Regions from separate parts of the Homo sapiens genome. Here region 2 is linked to region 1. Evidence: chromatin loops called from intact Hi-C (ENCODE). Cell type or tissue: B cell. All regions are shown on one strand.

The links. Hi-C counts contacts between places; a loop is a spot of excess contacts. Peaks named below come from ENCODE experiments on the same cell type or tissue, not always from the same donor. Only the 100,000 strongest peaks of a DNase experiment are listed, where the experiment ranks them.
Region 2: it touches region 1 in a loop (4-fold over the local background); 2 of 110 quality-filtered maps call a loop at or near these places.

The regions. Positions count from the first base shown.
Region 1 is chr6:16,179,691-16,187,690 of GRCh38, reverse strand. No RefSeq gene overlaps it. Among named protein-coding and RNA genes, the nearest start is that of MIR4639, 42 kb to the right of the region's middle. In B cell, CTCF peaks have their summits at 4,215 and 4,414 (motif pointing right); DNase peaks (open chromatin) are centred at 3,380 and 4,420; H3K27me3 peaks cover 371 bases.
Region 2 is chr6:15,766,461-15,774,460 of GRCh38, reverse strand. No RefSeq gene overlaps it. Among named protein-coding and RNA genes, the nearest start is that of DTNBP1, 110 kb to the right of the region's middle. In B cell, no CTCF peak of the experiment used is centred here; a DNase peak (open chromatin) is centred at 4,000.

The sequences.
Region 1 (8,000 bases):
GTGGAGCATCAAAGCAGATCTCCCATCCCATCTTTCTTTCTGCCATCTGTACCAAGTGAGCAGTTGTTCCTTTGGGCTTCTTGATGGTGCCAGGATTCAGTACATCTTGCCAAAGGCCCCTAATCAAGCTGATGGGTTGAGGGCAGAAGGACAGCTAATTCCTCTTTGGGAAGGTGTACAAAATACTTCTGGCTAGGCTACCCCAGTTTCCCACCCAGACTTATCTGAGCACCAGTGGCCTGTCCCTGGAAAGCTTTGAGTTGGACATAGAGCCTTGTTTGTTTCCTTTCAAGTTTATGTTCTGGTCTGAGTAGTGAAATCTGCTCAAAGTCCATACTGTTGGAACTGGAGCTTTTGTTTTATGAACTTAGCCGATCTGTGTTCCTGGAAATAATTCCAGCCCAAACCAAAATGAACAGCCTACTCTGCAACACATGCTTTGATTCCAAAATCTTCATTATGTTTAAGCATGTCCCTAAGATCCCTCCGATGTGTCCCTTTTTTGAAATCTTTTAGTTGCACAGAAATGTAAGCCTCCGTAAGTAAAACCTAAAAAATTTCAAGTTGCCATATTTTAGGTGTAATTTTTTCATTGCTTCTAATATACTTCCTCCTCTATTGCTATGATAAGGTTGACCTTGTCGTATTTATTTGGCAAGTATGGGCTCTATATTTTTTAGATTTCCTAATGCTTTTCTCCATCCCCACTGTGCCCTTGGGAATCTTTTCTGAAAGACATTTGTTTGACCATGAGCTTCATGATGGCAGGATTTTCTTGCATGAATAAATGAGTAAACATTTGTTACCCAAGCACGAATCAGCCATCATTCAAGACATTTCAATTTAGTGCAATTCAACTCAATTCAATTCAATTTTTAATTGTTATTAGCTAGCAAATGCATGGGGAGCTGGCAGAGTAGTCGCACTTTTTTTTTGAGGTGCAGTCTCGCTCTTTTGCCAGACCGCAGTGCAGCGGCACGATCTCGCTGACTGCAACCTCCACCTCCTGGGTTCAAGCGATTCTCCTGCCTCAGCCTCCCGAGTAGCTGGGACTACAGGTGCGCTCCACCACGCCCAGGTAATTTTTGTATTTTTAGTAGAGACGGGGTGTCAGCATGTTGGCCAGGATGGTCTCGATCTCTTGACCTCGTGGTCACCTGCCTAGGCCTCCCAAAGTGCTGGGATTACAGGCATGTGCCACTGCACCAGGCCCACACTTTTCTTTGACTTCACAGGTTTTAGTACCTGTTGGGAAAATTCTACCACAACAGTGGCTAGTGGGTCACCTTTGCTGGCCAAGAGTATACACTTTGGGCTACAGGGAAGATAGGACAGCCTTCAAGCTGAGAACTTTAATTCTAAAACAAGGACTTGTTCTTTAATATCAACTTTTTAAACTTAAAGAGTTTATAACTCTTTGCAGTTTCTGTGGTGGGAAGGTGAAAGGTGATCTTTTAGAAAGGACAGTTAAATGCTATGAATGGAAGAACTGTTAGGGAATCTAGTCTTTTCAACGATAGAGGAACATGTAGATACAGATTGTGCTTCCCTCTACCCAGTGATGTCACTGCCTCCTACAAGCTCAAGACCAGGCCATTTCACTAATGTAAGGGTAGTGGAGGCCCAAGCAAGCATGATTAAAATTGCACAGGAAAGCTAGGTGCCATTAACAGGCAACTGCAGGAAGGGGCAGGGTGGGGAGAGATCTTTATTCAGTGGTGACTATAACAGGACAAGAGTCAGGAGACAATGTCCCTGGTCAAACGACACCCTGGATGCCCCGAGATCTCTCATTTAACAATGGATGTTTTGGTTTCCGCACATATAAATAGTATTTTTGACTGCATATTTTTAAGGAGTGTCTGTGATAGCATAAGATGAAAAAACCAAATTCTTTAGAAAAGGGTATACCACAAAACCCATGAATCCAGTGCTTTATGAAGTGCTTAACATTCCCTACAAATGGTTGTAATTAGTTATAATAATCTTGACCACACCAATCACCATCATCATAGAAGACTAAACACTCCATTTGAAACTCTAGAGAAATACCAGGTCTTCATATCACAAAATCTAAAATACGTTTAAAGAGTTTTTATTTCTGCTTCTTCCTATCCTAAAATCTAAACAAATAAACAAACAAAAGTCACATTTCTCAGCCATTTCTGATGGAAACCACTTTACTAGATCTAAGCCTCTCAAATTCACATTTTAGTCCTGGGGCCTCACTTTTGCATTGTAATTTAAATAGATTGTGAGTTGCAGTTTTCTTAATGGAAAACATACAGTCTAGATGGCCCTTTTTAGTAGGAGGATGCATCTTGAAATTGGTACCGGGGCAGTAGATTCTTGGGGGCCCAGCTCTCTCCTCCTTTTCCCCTTCTGACTTCCCCTAGGGGTTGCAAAGTTTGGTCAGACAACCCGCTCTTGGTTTAACTCGTGACTTTCAGTGCTCTTCTTGGCTTATCCATGGTTTAGGAGACATCTCTGAGTATGAGTCTTTGCATAGCACTCTTTTGATTATGGTCCCTATCTAGGTGTAGAACCACCAAGTGGAACTCCAGAGACTCTCACCTTAGCACGATTCCAACTCAGTCCGTGCAATCCTCATCCAATGGAGATCCCAGTGACACTGTCTTTTCCCCCGTTATCGTGGGTGTTACTGAAAGAGGCTTTATGGCAAATATATAATATAACACGTCCACAACTCTTCCATTGCTTTTTTCTTGCCATTCTCATTTCAATTAATTTAAAAGAGATGCCTCAAGCCCACTCATCTGTTGCTTTGGGCTTTTGTTTCTAAAGCACACCAATTCTTTCCATGGAGAACTCTCATTGCTTTCATCCAAGGAGGTCTAAAAGGCCTCCCTTAAATGAAAGAAGGTTGCTGAACCCTGATCTAAATACCCTGGGCCCCAAGGCAGTTAATTATTGGCAGAATGTCTCAGTAAACTTTATTGTCGTTGAGTTTCAAATAAGTAAGTTGGGTGTGGGGCAATTTTCTTGAGCAGAAAGCTGAAATGATCCGAGATCTCTGGAGCCAACTATGCTCCTGGCATTGCTATAAAAGGAGAGAGCTTCTAGCCACAGAAGACTATTCGATACCCTACCACAGTCCCAGACACAAAAGTGGGCAAACCTGGTAAACATGCACACTTTCCCATTGCATGCAGTGAAAGCCACCTGTAGCAAGTTCATTTTGAAATCATTCAATTGGGAAGAAGGCTAGTTCTTGACATCTACTTGTTAATTTTGCTCACAAGCCTCAAATGACACTGGCTGTAGAGCAGTCATTTCATGACTTCACACACAGGGCCCTCCCCTTCCTCATTCTCGGCAGTGGCCCATGGGCACACCATTGTACTCACAGTGGCCTGTTACCTCTCAAGAGGCTGGACCACGAGGTGGCACTGTAATGATTTAGCCCTGTGAGGATCGTTTATTAAGTAGCTGTGGATTTGTGAGATTCCCTACAGACTAGATAACAGTTGGCTGCATTGGCCATGGGCTCTAAAACCCAAGGCAGAAAGAGATCAATTCCAAAACCAGAAAGTCCATTTGATTGTGGGAGGGCTCTTGGTATCCAATGGCTCATAACTAACCTTTTTTCTCCAAGTGTCATGGAATAGAAGGCCACAGAAATCCAGTGTAGACCCAAGGTGGTTTCAGAGTCACTAGCAACCCTAGTCAAAACGGACAACTTTGCAGACACAAAACAGACTGAGATTCTTACTCAGAGGCAAAGTCTAAATATAATTCTCTAAAATAACACATGGAAGAAAAAGAGATCTTTTGTTCATTTTTTTCCTTTTTATTTTTCTCTCAGTCTCCGATGGAAAGTTTTTGATATGTTTTCTAAGTTTTTTTTTCCATAGGGAATGAAATCATGGGAGACATTAACTTTGCATCTTCTGACTCACTCTGGTCTTACCTAAATATATCAAGAATGAGCCAGGATTCTAGGTTCAAGATAAAAAGAATGGTGCGCCAAAATTCTACAGGCATTGAAAGGTTGGATCGCGGCATATTCACTTCTGTTTGTCTCCCAAACCTTTCTCCCCTAGAAAGCAAGATGGCGGCATTGATGGCTGCCTCTCTGGAGCAGGTGTTGAATGTGCATCTTCGAAATCTAGTTGCTGGTACAGGAAGTGGCAGTTTTAGCTCAAGGAAGGGATATTCTTGAAACAACCTGTTTTCCCAGCTGTTCTTTCCCATTCCTTGACTTACTCTATGTTTGGGAGTTTAAAAAGTGCCTCTTTTATGAAGATCATTTACTTCTCCCAAGGATCCAGTATTATGTAAGTTTGGTGTGGTAATGGAAAAATCATAAAATGCCTGAGAATTTACAGCGCCACTTTAGTAACATTTTTTCTTGTTTTTGCAGTACAGTTTAATGACCTCTAGGTGGTGGTAAAGGTTTCAATCAGTTTTCATGAATGGCATGAACAGCTAGTCCTCAAATTGCTCTGTAGGATTTTAAAGAGTTAATTAACAAGACGAACAAGGTTGACTAATTTTCTTGTGGCTTCAGTATTACCTTTTGTTCCTGATGCTCAGTATATGGCTTGTATATAACAAGGAGCTCTAAAAGCCAAGCATGAGATTGAAAGCATGGCTTAGGAAATGCTTATTTTAGTTTAGATCGCTCTTGAAGTTTAGCTGGGTGCCTGTAATCCCAGCACTTTGGGAAGCCGAAGCGTGGGGATCACTTGAAGTCAGGAGTTAGAGACCAGCCTGGCCAACATGGTGAAACCCCGTCTCTACTAAAAAATGCAAAAATTAGCCTGGTGTGGTGGCGCATGCCTGTAATCCCAGCTACTAGGTAGGCTGAGGCAGGAGAATTGTTTGAGCCCCAGGAGGCAGAGGTTGCACTGAGCCGAGATGGCGCCATTGCACTCTAGCCTAGGGGACAAGAGCAAGACTTCGTCTCAAAAAAAAGAAAAAAAAAAAGAAGAAAAAGCTTAAGGGCAGCACACTTCAAAGGAGATTCAAACATCTCTGGAGTTTTAATTTGTTTACGGTGAACAAAAAATAATTTCCTGTTTTAATGGAAAAGTATTTGGTCATGAACTCCCATTAACCAGGCATCAGTTTGATGACTAAAGGAAACAAACATATGGATTAGATTTCCTACAGAACAGTTTTTTTTTTTTTTTTTTTTTTTTTTTTAATTTAAGAGGAAAAACATGCCTGGGAAGAATCTCTTGGGCTCAAAAAATAAGTTTTGCAAAAAGACGGGTGACAGTAGTGGTTCACAATCACTTGTGTTCCAATTTGTTCATAAGCTTTGACTTAGAAAAGGAGTGGACATAAGAAATCTTGTCTTTTTGGAGGTCAGCCTCTTCTACAACGTCAATTCCCAGATCCAAGCCCTAGAGACATTGTGAAGATCTACAGATTATTTTTCACATTCACCTCCCTTCTTCGGTGGGTTGAGTAACAAGACTCTGAATAACACTTCAGTAAGTCCCAGACTATCTGCTGCAGGGGGCCTGCCCCAGGAATGCCCCACATTTTGACTGACAGGTTTAGCCTGCTATTTTGTTTGGTTGACTTACTTAGGCCACAGCAGTATGTACAGTAATGTGCCACAAAACAGTGACTCAGTGAATGATGGACCATGTTTGTAGCAGTAGTCCCATTGTTAGTGAACAGATTCGTTCTGCCTGCATGCTAGGAGCCAATGTGGCCATGGTGAGAGGTGAAGCCAGCTGGACTTCCTGGGTCCAGTGGAAACTTGGAGAACTTTTCTGTCTTGCAAGAGGATTGTAAAACGCACCAATCAACACCCTGTACCTAGGATTGTAAAAAGAACCAATCAGCACTCTGTAACTAGCAAGGGCATTGTAAAATGCACCAATCAGTGCTGTGTAAAAAGCACCAATCAACGCTCTGTAAAACGCACCAATCAGCAAGAGTCTAAAAGTAGCCAATCGCGGGGAGGATTAAAAAAGGGCACTCTGATAGGACATAAGTGGAACATGGGAGGGGACAAATAAGGTAATTAAAGCTGGCCACCCCCCAGCCAACAGGGATAACTTGCTCAGCTCCCTTTCTGCAGCTGCGGTAGCTTTGTTTTTTCACTCTTCACAATAAATCTTGCTCCTGCTCACTCTTTGGGTCTCTGCCACCTTTTCATAGAGCTGTAACACTTACTGTGAAGGTCCGCGGCTTTTTGAAGTTAGAGAAAGCACGAACCCGCCGGCAGTTACACAACCGGTTTTTGCTAAAGAAAAAAGATGTTATTCATGAGACTGCTGTGCGGAGATGGAAAAACAAAATTAAACTCTACTAACCTAAAATGGGCTTGAGAGTGCTTATGGGGAGAGTAAGTAGTCTGAAATGTGGGGAAAGGTGATGCAATCAGGATTTCTACCCAAGCGAAGTCAGGGTGCATGGTTTATCATAGAAACTGAAAGGTGACAGCATGCTCGCAGTCCTGAGCCCTCGCTTGCTCTTGGCGCCTCCTCGGCCTGGGCGCCCACTTTGGCCGCGCTTGAGCCCTTAAGCCCACCACTGCACTGTGGGTGTCCCTTACCCTGGGATGGCTGAGGCTGGAGCCGGCTCCCTCAGCCTGCAGGGAAGTGTGGCGGGAACCGGGGCTTCCGCGGCGTTTGCGGGCCAGCTAAAGCTCCCGGTGTGCGTGGGCTTGGGCCCCACAGGGAGCCGCCGGCCGGCCCTGCCCACTGGCTCTGCCGTCCCTAGGCAGTGAGGGGCTTAGCACCTGAGCCAGCAGCTGCGGAGGGTGCTTTGGGTCCCACAGCAGTACCGACCCAAAGGCGCTGCGCTCGATTTCTCCAGGCGCCTTAGCTGCTACCCCAGGGACTAGGGCTCGGGACCCGCACCCCGCCATGCCTGCGTCCCAGCCCACCCCTTGCCGTGGGCTCCTGTGCGGCCGGAGCCTCCCGAACGAGCGCCGCCCCCTGCTCTCCGGTGCCCGGTCTCATCGACCGCCCAAGGGCTAAAGAGTGCGGGCGTAGCAGGCAGCTCCACCTGTGGCCCCGTGTAGGAGCCACTTTATATCTAGCTAAGGGATTGTGAATACACCAATCAGCACTCTGTATCTAGCTCAAGCTTTGTAAATGCACCAATCAGTACTCTGTGTCTAGCTCAAGGTTTGTAAATATATTGATCAGCACTCTATATCTAGCTAATCTACTGGGGACGTGGAGAACTTTTGTGTCTAGCTCAGGGATTGTAAATGCACCAATCAATACCCTGTCAAAAATGGACCAATCAGCTCTCTGTAAAACAGACTAATCGGTTGTCTGTAAAATGGACCCATCAGCAGGATGTGGGTGGGGCCGGATAAGAGAATAAAAGCAGGCTGCGGGCGGGGGTGGGGTGGTGGGCTAGCAGTGCCAACTTGTTCGTGTTCTCTTCCGTTCTGTGGTAGCTTTGTGGTAGCTTTGTTCTTTTTGCTTTTTGTAATAAATACTGTTGCTGCTCGCTCTTTGGGTCCACACTGTCTTTACGAGCTTTTAACGCTCACCACGAAAGTCTGCAGCTTCCTTCCTGAGCCAGCGAGACCACGAACCAACCAGAAGGAAGAAGCAGTGAACACATCCAAACATCAGAAACAACAAACTGTAGCCACGTTGCTTTTAAGAATTGTAACACTCACGCGAGGGTTTGTGGCTTAATTCCTGAAGTCAGTGAGACCGAGAACCAACCAATGCCAGATACAGAGCCATGTGCAGAATAAGATGGCATTATCATGATCTAAGGGTGGAAGTTTTGGCTCTCTGATGTCACAGATTACCCACCGGCAGGGATCCAGTTCGTCTCTGTAGACTTGAATTGGACAAGAGCTGTTTCTTTAAGCGAATGTTACTATAGTGAGCTATGGTCAAGGCTGTGTTATCTGCAAAGAAGCCACTGGGGATTTTAAGGTCAATTAGAAGTAAGCAACTAAAAGCATGCAAGCAGGTTCAATTTGGTGAGCTTAATCAGGTTAGCTCTCAGTTTAACCATAAGATGATAGTACAGTATTGTGGCAG
Region 2 (8,000 bases), 410 kb after region 1:
TGGATACAGCAATGAAAAAGTAAAAGTCCTTCTCAGGGAGCTTACATCCTAGTTGTGGGGGAGGCAGGGGGTGCAGATAGTAACAAAATATGCACACATACACATATATACACACAGTGACATGCTGAAAAATGCTATGAAGAAACACAAAGCAGATATATTTTAAATAAGATGGTTAGAAAATGAGTGGTCATTTGAGCAGAGACCCTAATGAAATGAGGAAGTGAGCCATGCTGATGTCTGGAGAAGAGCATTCCTCACAGAAAAAAACCAGCAAGTGCAAAGGTCCTGAGGCAGGAGGATGAGCAAGGAAGCCGGTGTGCCTGCAGCAGAGTAAGCCAAGGGCAAAGTGGTGGGAGGTCAAATCAGAGAAGTAATGGAAGGTCAGATCAGGTAGGGCGTCATAGGCCACTCTAAGAATTGTGGCTTTTGCTGTGACTGAAATGGGAAGCTATTGGAGGATTTTGAGCAGAGGAGTGACACAATCTGACTTGAGTTTTAAAAGCTGCTGTATGAAGAGTACACTATGGGGAACAAGTTTGGAAGCAGGGAGACCACTTAGATAGCTAATGTAATAGTCCGGGAGGAAGCTGGCAGCAGTTTGGACTAGGATGGTCAGAATGAAACTGCTGAGTAGTAGTCAGATTTGGGATATGTTTTCACAGAGCCAATAGGATTTGCTGATTTTTACATACAGAGTGTTAGAAAAAGAGAGCCTCCAAGATTTGGGGATCAAGCAATTGGAAAGTGAAGTTAACATTTACTAACTTGGGGGAGATGAGAACTAGCTGGGAAAGGCAGATTTCAAGAATCTGGTTCTGAACACGTGAAGGCTGAAATGTCTGTTATACATCCAAGAGGAGCTATTGATTAGACAGATTATGCCAGGCCAGAAATGAGGGCTGGTATCATAGGTGAGAAACTTCTATGATCAAGGGATTTGCAAATGCTGGGTTAAGCATAACAGGTTGCTTTACTCGAGAAGTTCTTAAAGTCTTTAATTCATATGTACTTTGTGAACATCTAAGAGAAGGATTTAAGTTTTATCAAACTTATTTAACTACGGCACACTTAGTTTGGGGGTTTTCAGTCACACAACAGGCATACCTTGGAGATATTGTGGGTTTGATTTTAGACCGTTACAATAAAGCAAATATTGCGGTAAAACAAGTACATAAATTTTTTAATTTTCTAGTGCATATAAAAGTTATGTTTATACTATACTGTAGTCTACTATGTGTGCAATAGCATTATGGCTTTAAAAACAATGTACATACCTCAACTTAGAAATGCTGTACTGCTAAAAATTGCTGAAACTGACACATGAAATGAGCAAGTGTTGTTGGAAAAAATGGTGCTGATGGACTTGCTTGACTCAGGGTGGCCACGAAATTCAACTTGTTAAAAAACGCAGTATTTGCAGAGCACAATAAAGTGAAGAACAATAAAATGAGGTACACCTGTATTATTCCATAGGCCACCCAATACTGAAGACAGCCAATACTAGTTTTTTAATAGAAATGTCTCCACCTTTAAGCAGATAACACACAAAGCAATATGAGTTTGGAGTTTATATCCTTTCATCAGTACCTGATTAGTTTTCTGCATTTTAGTATTTCCACCTGTGAATTAATAGAACCTCATTCTACTTTAGGTAGCAGATTCTTATGAGTTTGGTTAGATGAATCAGATGTCAAGACCTTGGTCAGTTCATCCCTTAGGTGAACTAATAAAGACAAGCTTCTAAACCTGCAAAGCAAAGGGCTCAACCTCATGAAGCCTAGGCTGAAAGACTACAACCTGCCTTTGTTCATTACTTTTCTTCAACTCAATAGGCCTCCATCTCTCACACTGATCTTCACCAGTTTTATCCTAGGACCTCTTGTCCTATCACCATCACGGTGCTCTTCCCTGGTGATCTCGTGTTTTCCCATAACATAAACCACATATACAGCAAATACTCACAAATCTACATCTCCAATTCTGGCTCTCCCCTGAATTCTAGGATGCTATTTCCAACTACTGACAGCATCTGTACTGCAGTGTCCTAGAAGCATCTCAAACTCAATGTTTCCCGAACGGAGATCAAGCTTTCCCCCAGAGCGTATTCTTCTTCCTGAGATGTCTGTTTCAATGTATACCACCATCGTGCTCCTGTTGCCCCAAATAGAAACTTAGAGTCATCCTCCTTGCATTGCCTCCATCTTCCTCATCAATGATATGCAGTCGTTCATCAGGTCCAGCCATGACGACTTTCTAAATCTCTCCCAGTCTTTCTCCTCTTTCTCCTCCACTGTCATTACCTCAGTTCAGGTCCTCACTTTTTTACCTGAATTGTCTCATTAGCTTCCAGATGGTCTTCCTGATGACCGGATGGGACTACCATCAACCAGAACTCCTAGTTACTGCCAGAGTTACCATGTCAAACAGAAAACTGGTTGTGTACCTCCCTTGACTAAAAGTCACCACTCACCTCCAGAAGAAAGCTTTACAATAGCTTCAGTGACTTTCATAGTCTGGCCCAACTGGTATTCTCTACCTCGCCGCCCACCATGCCCCAAGACACACAGAGCAATTCCTTCTCCCCATGACTCAAACTTTCATTCCTCTGTGCCTTTGCACATGCTGGAGTCTTGCCTTTGCTGAGAACACATCCCCTCTCTCTTTGCCCCGTCCACACCAGCATCCCTTGTCAGCTTTATCGCAAGTAAAACCTCCGTTGCAGAGTCTTCTTCCCAATCATCAAACAGTCAGATCCCCTTCTCTCTGGGCACCAATAATCTTTATATGGAACACAGGCTTTCCCTGACCTTGGCAGCCTGGAGATACAATAGAAGAATATGGATCATCAGAGTGAGAATCCCCTCTTCTCAGTCCCTAACAACAAAAGTTTCAGGCATTTGGGTTTGCATAGAATGAATGAAAACTCTGTAAGTGAGTGTTTTTAAGGCTAAGTCAGAAAATGATGACACTGATGACAATGATGCTTAGCCACATATAGGTCAAAGAACCAAACCCATGAAGGACTGAAGAGTGGAATAGCAAAGTATCAGGAGACTGGGGCTGAGAATTTGTTCAGCAACCAAAGGGAGCTCTGAGAAACTGAGTTGTCTTCTGGTCCCATCAGCAGCTGGAGTTCATGAATCTTATTCTAGAGTTCAGCTATTCTTTCCACGTCTGCTTCTCTCTGGGTCCGTCCATATCTGCCATTCCAGATCTCTTTCTATCTCATATCCATACTCTCAACAACAGAGATTCTGAGTAACAGACCACCTTGGAGGCCCCTGGAAGACCTTTAATATGTCTCTCTTAGATCAGGTACTCCAAACAGTTATGGTTATAAGGGTTGCAAGCTGTAGAGCAGAGTTCTCAGCAGTGACCAGAGACACGGCAAGTATTACAATGGCTTGTCAAGTTCAAACACCTTCCTTCTGTCTGGAGAAATCCCTCATGTGTTCACAATGTGTCCCCAAGCAGCCACGACAGTCCTCACCTTCCTCACTTTGTGGCATTTACTCTCTTTCCCTGCTACCTGGATGTTCACTCTGTGGCTCCCTGGTCACTGCATAGACAGACTCCACTTTCCTTATACAGATGGTGACCCTGTGCTCCTGCCTTTGCCTGCCTGGCCATGGCTCCTGGAGGCAGCCCGTAACTTCACTGGTGTTAGCCTGCAAGCATACTTGTGTCAGAATGCAAGGCCCTCATCTGACTCATAACTGGCTTTAAACTTTGTTAGGCCACAAAAGGGAGTTTCTGGTAGTATCTCTTGTGATTCAAGCTTTGTCCTTTAATTTGCTTGTTTGCTTCTTTACAGCTTTCCCACTCTGGAGGAATCTGACACATTCAGGAGGTGACACCAGAAGGCAGTTTGACCACTACCTTCAAAAGCCTCCCTCCTTGCCAATCCCTAGCCAGTAGCCCAAACAAGATTGTACATTTTGAGTCTCTCCTCAGGGTAACTTCCTTGTCCCTCAAGGACACCACCTAGTGAGTGAATTGTTTCTATATCTTAGCATAAAGCTGAAGCCACAGCCTAATTTCTCCATGGAGTCATGCTCTGCCCCAGGAAACCCATCAAACTCCCGAAACCTGTGACATTAGTGCCCTATGGTTCACCTACCCCACCACCAGCCTCACTGTGCCCCCTGAAAAGGTGGAAGTTCAGAGCCTAGTCTTCTCTCTTGCTCTGAGGTTCTACCCTGGGTAGCATTACTCAGATAATTATGGCATAGCACTTACCATGCATGGTATACCATATTTATCTGAGAGAGAAGGAAATTAATATTTATTGACCACCTAGTATAACCCAGGTTTCGCATTAGATGTTTTTCATATGTTATATTATTTCATCTGCATGCCCAACCTTTGAGAGGGATATAATCATCTCTAGTTCACACATAAGGGCATAACTCATAGAAATGACATGCCCTGTCACAAGGTCATGCAGCTGAGGACCCAAGCAGGGAGTCACACCTAGTTGGTCTGACTTCGGCATCTGGACATCTGTGTTCTCTCCTTTCCCGCTTGCTGCCTCATGTTTATTTATATGTCGCCCTCCCTCCCACTGACCGTGAGCTCCTCCTTGGCAGTGACTAATTCATCATTATATCCACACTGCATCTGTCACACTCTAAGTAGGAGCTCAAACAACATTTCTCCATGAAAGAAGGAAGGGAGGGAAGAAAAGCAAAAGGCCCTGGATTTTGCCTTGCACTTAGTAAGTGCTTAATAAATGTGTATGAATGAACACCAAGGTTTCAGAGAAGCCCTGGGAGCTTTCCTCTGAAGACACTGAGTGATCTGATTGGCAGGATGCCATTTATCAGTCTCCTCCAGGCAAGCCTGTGAGACAGAGCAAGAATGATGGGGCTGGAGTGAATGTTAATTTCAGATGAAACCATTGGAGTCTCTGTACTGCTGGAAACTGGGACGTAGAATTAAAGTGCCCTTTATAATTTATACTCTAATGCAAGTGGGATGTGGAAAGGGAAACCTTTCTTTATATTCTGATGCCTTTTCCTCTGGCTCTGGCATTGATTATCAAATGAACAGAGCCTCTATAAAGGGAGAAAGTTGGGTGATTTAGGAGCCATCCTTAACCCAGTCCTAGAGCTAGATGAGCTGACCTATTGAGCTCTCCTCCAGTCTTTCGATTTTATGTTTCTATTATTTGGATAACAGGAGGCAGAAGAGAAGAAGCTGCCAGGCTGGGAGAATGGCTGTCTGATGAGCTGCTGTCAGGCCTACAAAAGCGTATTTCCACGTGGTCCTGCATCCTGTCCCTGAGATACAGTAATAAATCATTGCATATAAAGGTGTCAATATTTCCACAGCCTCTGTTCATAAGAGAGGTGAGCTGGAAGAATACGAAGTCAATGTTCATGGAACTCTGCTTACGTTCCCATTCCAAAAGACAGAACAAGGATATTTCAGGGATTTCTACTTTGGGCAGAAGTGAAGAAAGAAAGAATGCACTTTAAATTGATACTATTATCTCATCTCCGGGAAGAAATCCGGGGTATCAAAAAGTTAAAGACTTCCTAGGTAATTCATCATCTCTCAAGGCCTCACAGATTTTAAGATGATATGATTTTTAAAGCCAAGGGAAGTAATGCATCTTCCTTATTTTGTAGCTGAGAGAGCTGGAACCCAAAGGCAGAAGGGCTGGTAGAAGTTTGCACTAGTGAGAAGCAGAGCCTAGGCCACTCTCAGGAGTGGACAGCCTGCAATTCCTGGAGTGCTCAGCTCCACCCCTATTCTATTCTTATTTCTACCAGCATCACAGGATTCTGTGTCTGTAAAATAAGGATAACAATACCTACTCTTTACAGACTAGTTTTAAGAATCAAATGGGACAGTAGATACGGGGTGAAGATGTTTTGCAAACTGTAAGCCCTTTAAGGTGCTATACGCCTCTATGCAAATATAAGCATTACTAACACTGTTGACATTAAAACATATTTGCTCCTAATTTATCATGAGTATAAATAAATAATGACAGGTTTACATTCTTCAGAGATGACTTCAGGAGGCATTTTCTTTTCAACCCTCTAATAAAATTCCTCTAAGTTTTCTTGATAAGTTCTTTCTTCCCCTCATTATCGAAAGTAATATGTGCGTATTATAGATAATTTTAAAATATCAAGACATAAAGAAAAAAATGTTTCCCATAGTTCCCAAACCCAAAGATCATCATGATTAATCTTTTGATATATTTCCTTCCAGTTTTCCCCCATGCATATTATATCTGAGTTATGATCATATTAAATTGGATATTCTATTTCCCAGTTTTTCATTTACCATTATAACTTATATATTTTCCCACATTACAAAAACTTATTTTTAAGTGCCTTAATGATTGCACGACATTTTATTCTATGGCTATATCATAGACTATTTAATAATTTCTTATTAGCTGTTAGGTTATTTTCTTTTTAAAAATATATATAAGGCAACAACTAACCGTGAATAAAGCTTTTCTGTATCTCATTTTATGAGGAACATATAAGGATAGTTTACTAAAAATAAAACGCTGAAAATATGAAAAGATTTTGATGCATTTGCTGAATTGCTTTCAAGGAGATTTTCTCAATTTATGGCCAGGCACGATGGCTTATTCCTGTAATCCCAGCATTTTGGGAGGCCGAGGTGGACAGATCACATGAGGCCAGGAGTTCAAGACAAACTTGGCCAATATGATGAAACCCCATCTCTATTAAAAATACCAAAAAATAGCTGGGCATGGTGGCGAGCACCTCCCAGCTACTCAGGAGGCTGAGGCAACATAATCGCTTGAACCCGGGAGGCGGAGGTTGCAATGAGCTGAGATCGTGCCACTGCACTCCAACCTGGGCGACAGAGTGAGACTCAGTCTCAAAAAAAAAAAAAAACAAAACAAAACAAAACAAAAGAACAAGATTTTATCAATGTATAACTGGCCCACCAATGGTATATGAGTTTCCTAGGGCTACTGTAAAAAAATTACCATAAACTAGATGGCTTAAAACAACAGAAACTTATTCTCTCACAGTTCTAGAAGCTAAAAGTCTGAAATCAAGGTGTTGGTGGGGCCATACTCTCTCTGAAGGCTCTGGGGAAGAATCTTCCCTTGCGTCTTTGAGCTTCTGTTGGTTGCTGGCAATCCCTGTCCTTCCTTGGCTTGTGACAGGATAACTCCAATGTCTGCTTCCATCCTCCATGGCCTTCTTCCTTATGTAACTGTATGTCTCCAAATCTCTCTCTTCTTATAAGAACACCTGTCTTTAAATTTAGGGCCTGCTCTAATATAATATGATCTCATCTTAAGTTGATCATATCCACAAAAGCCCTATTTCTAAATAAGGCCACATTCACAGGTACCAGGGATTAGCACTTCAATATAACTCTCTGGGGTACATAATTCAACAAACAATAAATGATATATGTGAGTTCCCAACCCATCATGCAGTCCCCAGCAATATCGCTTTATTTATTTTTATTTATTTATTTTGAGACAGAGTCTCACTCTGTTGCCCAGGCTGGAGTGCAGTGGTGCGAACTTGACTCACTGCAAGCTCCGCCTCCCGGGTTCACGCCATTCTCCTGCCTCAGCCTCCCGAGTAGCTGGGTCTACAGGCACCCGCCACCACGCCTGGATAATTTTTTGTATTTTTAGTAGAGACGGGGTATCACAGTGTTAGCCAGGAATATCACTTTATATTTTAATTGCATTATTTATATCTTCAAAACAGACAATAGATTTCCATGAAGATCTTCATCCATGTTGAGCATGGTGGGGTGATTACTTTTCAGAGGTTTTGAAGGCTAGAATTCTTTTTGCATAACCAGGCTGGATATTTACTTACGTTAATTTTGGAAGCAGCACTCATCTGCTTTTGATGTGTACCTGTGTGCCATCCCTGCTACAGGCTCCAGCCTCCTCACCACCTTGGGAAGGAAATTCTATCAGGATCTGTCCTGAAAAGAGGGAAGCTCAGGAGCTTGGAAGTGAGACAAAG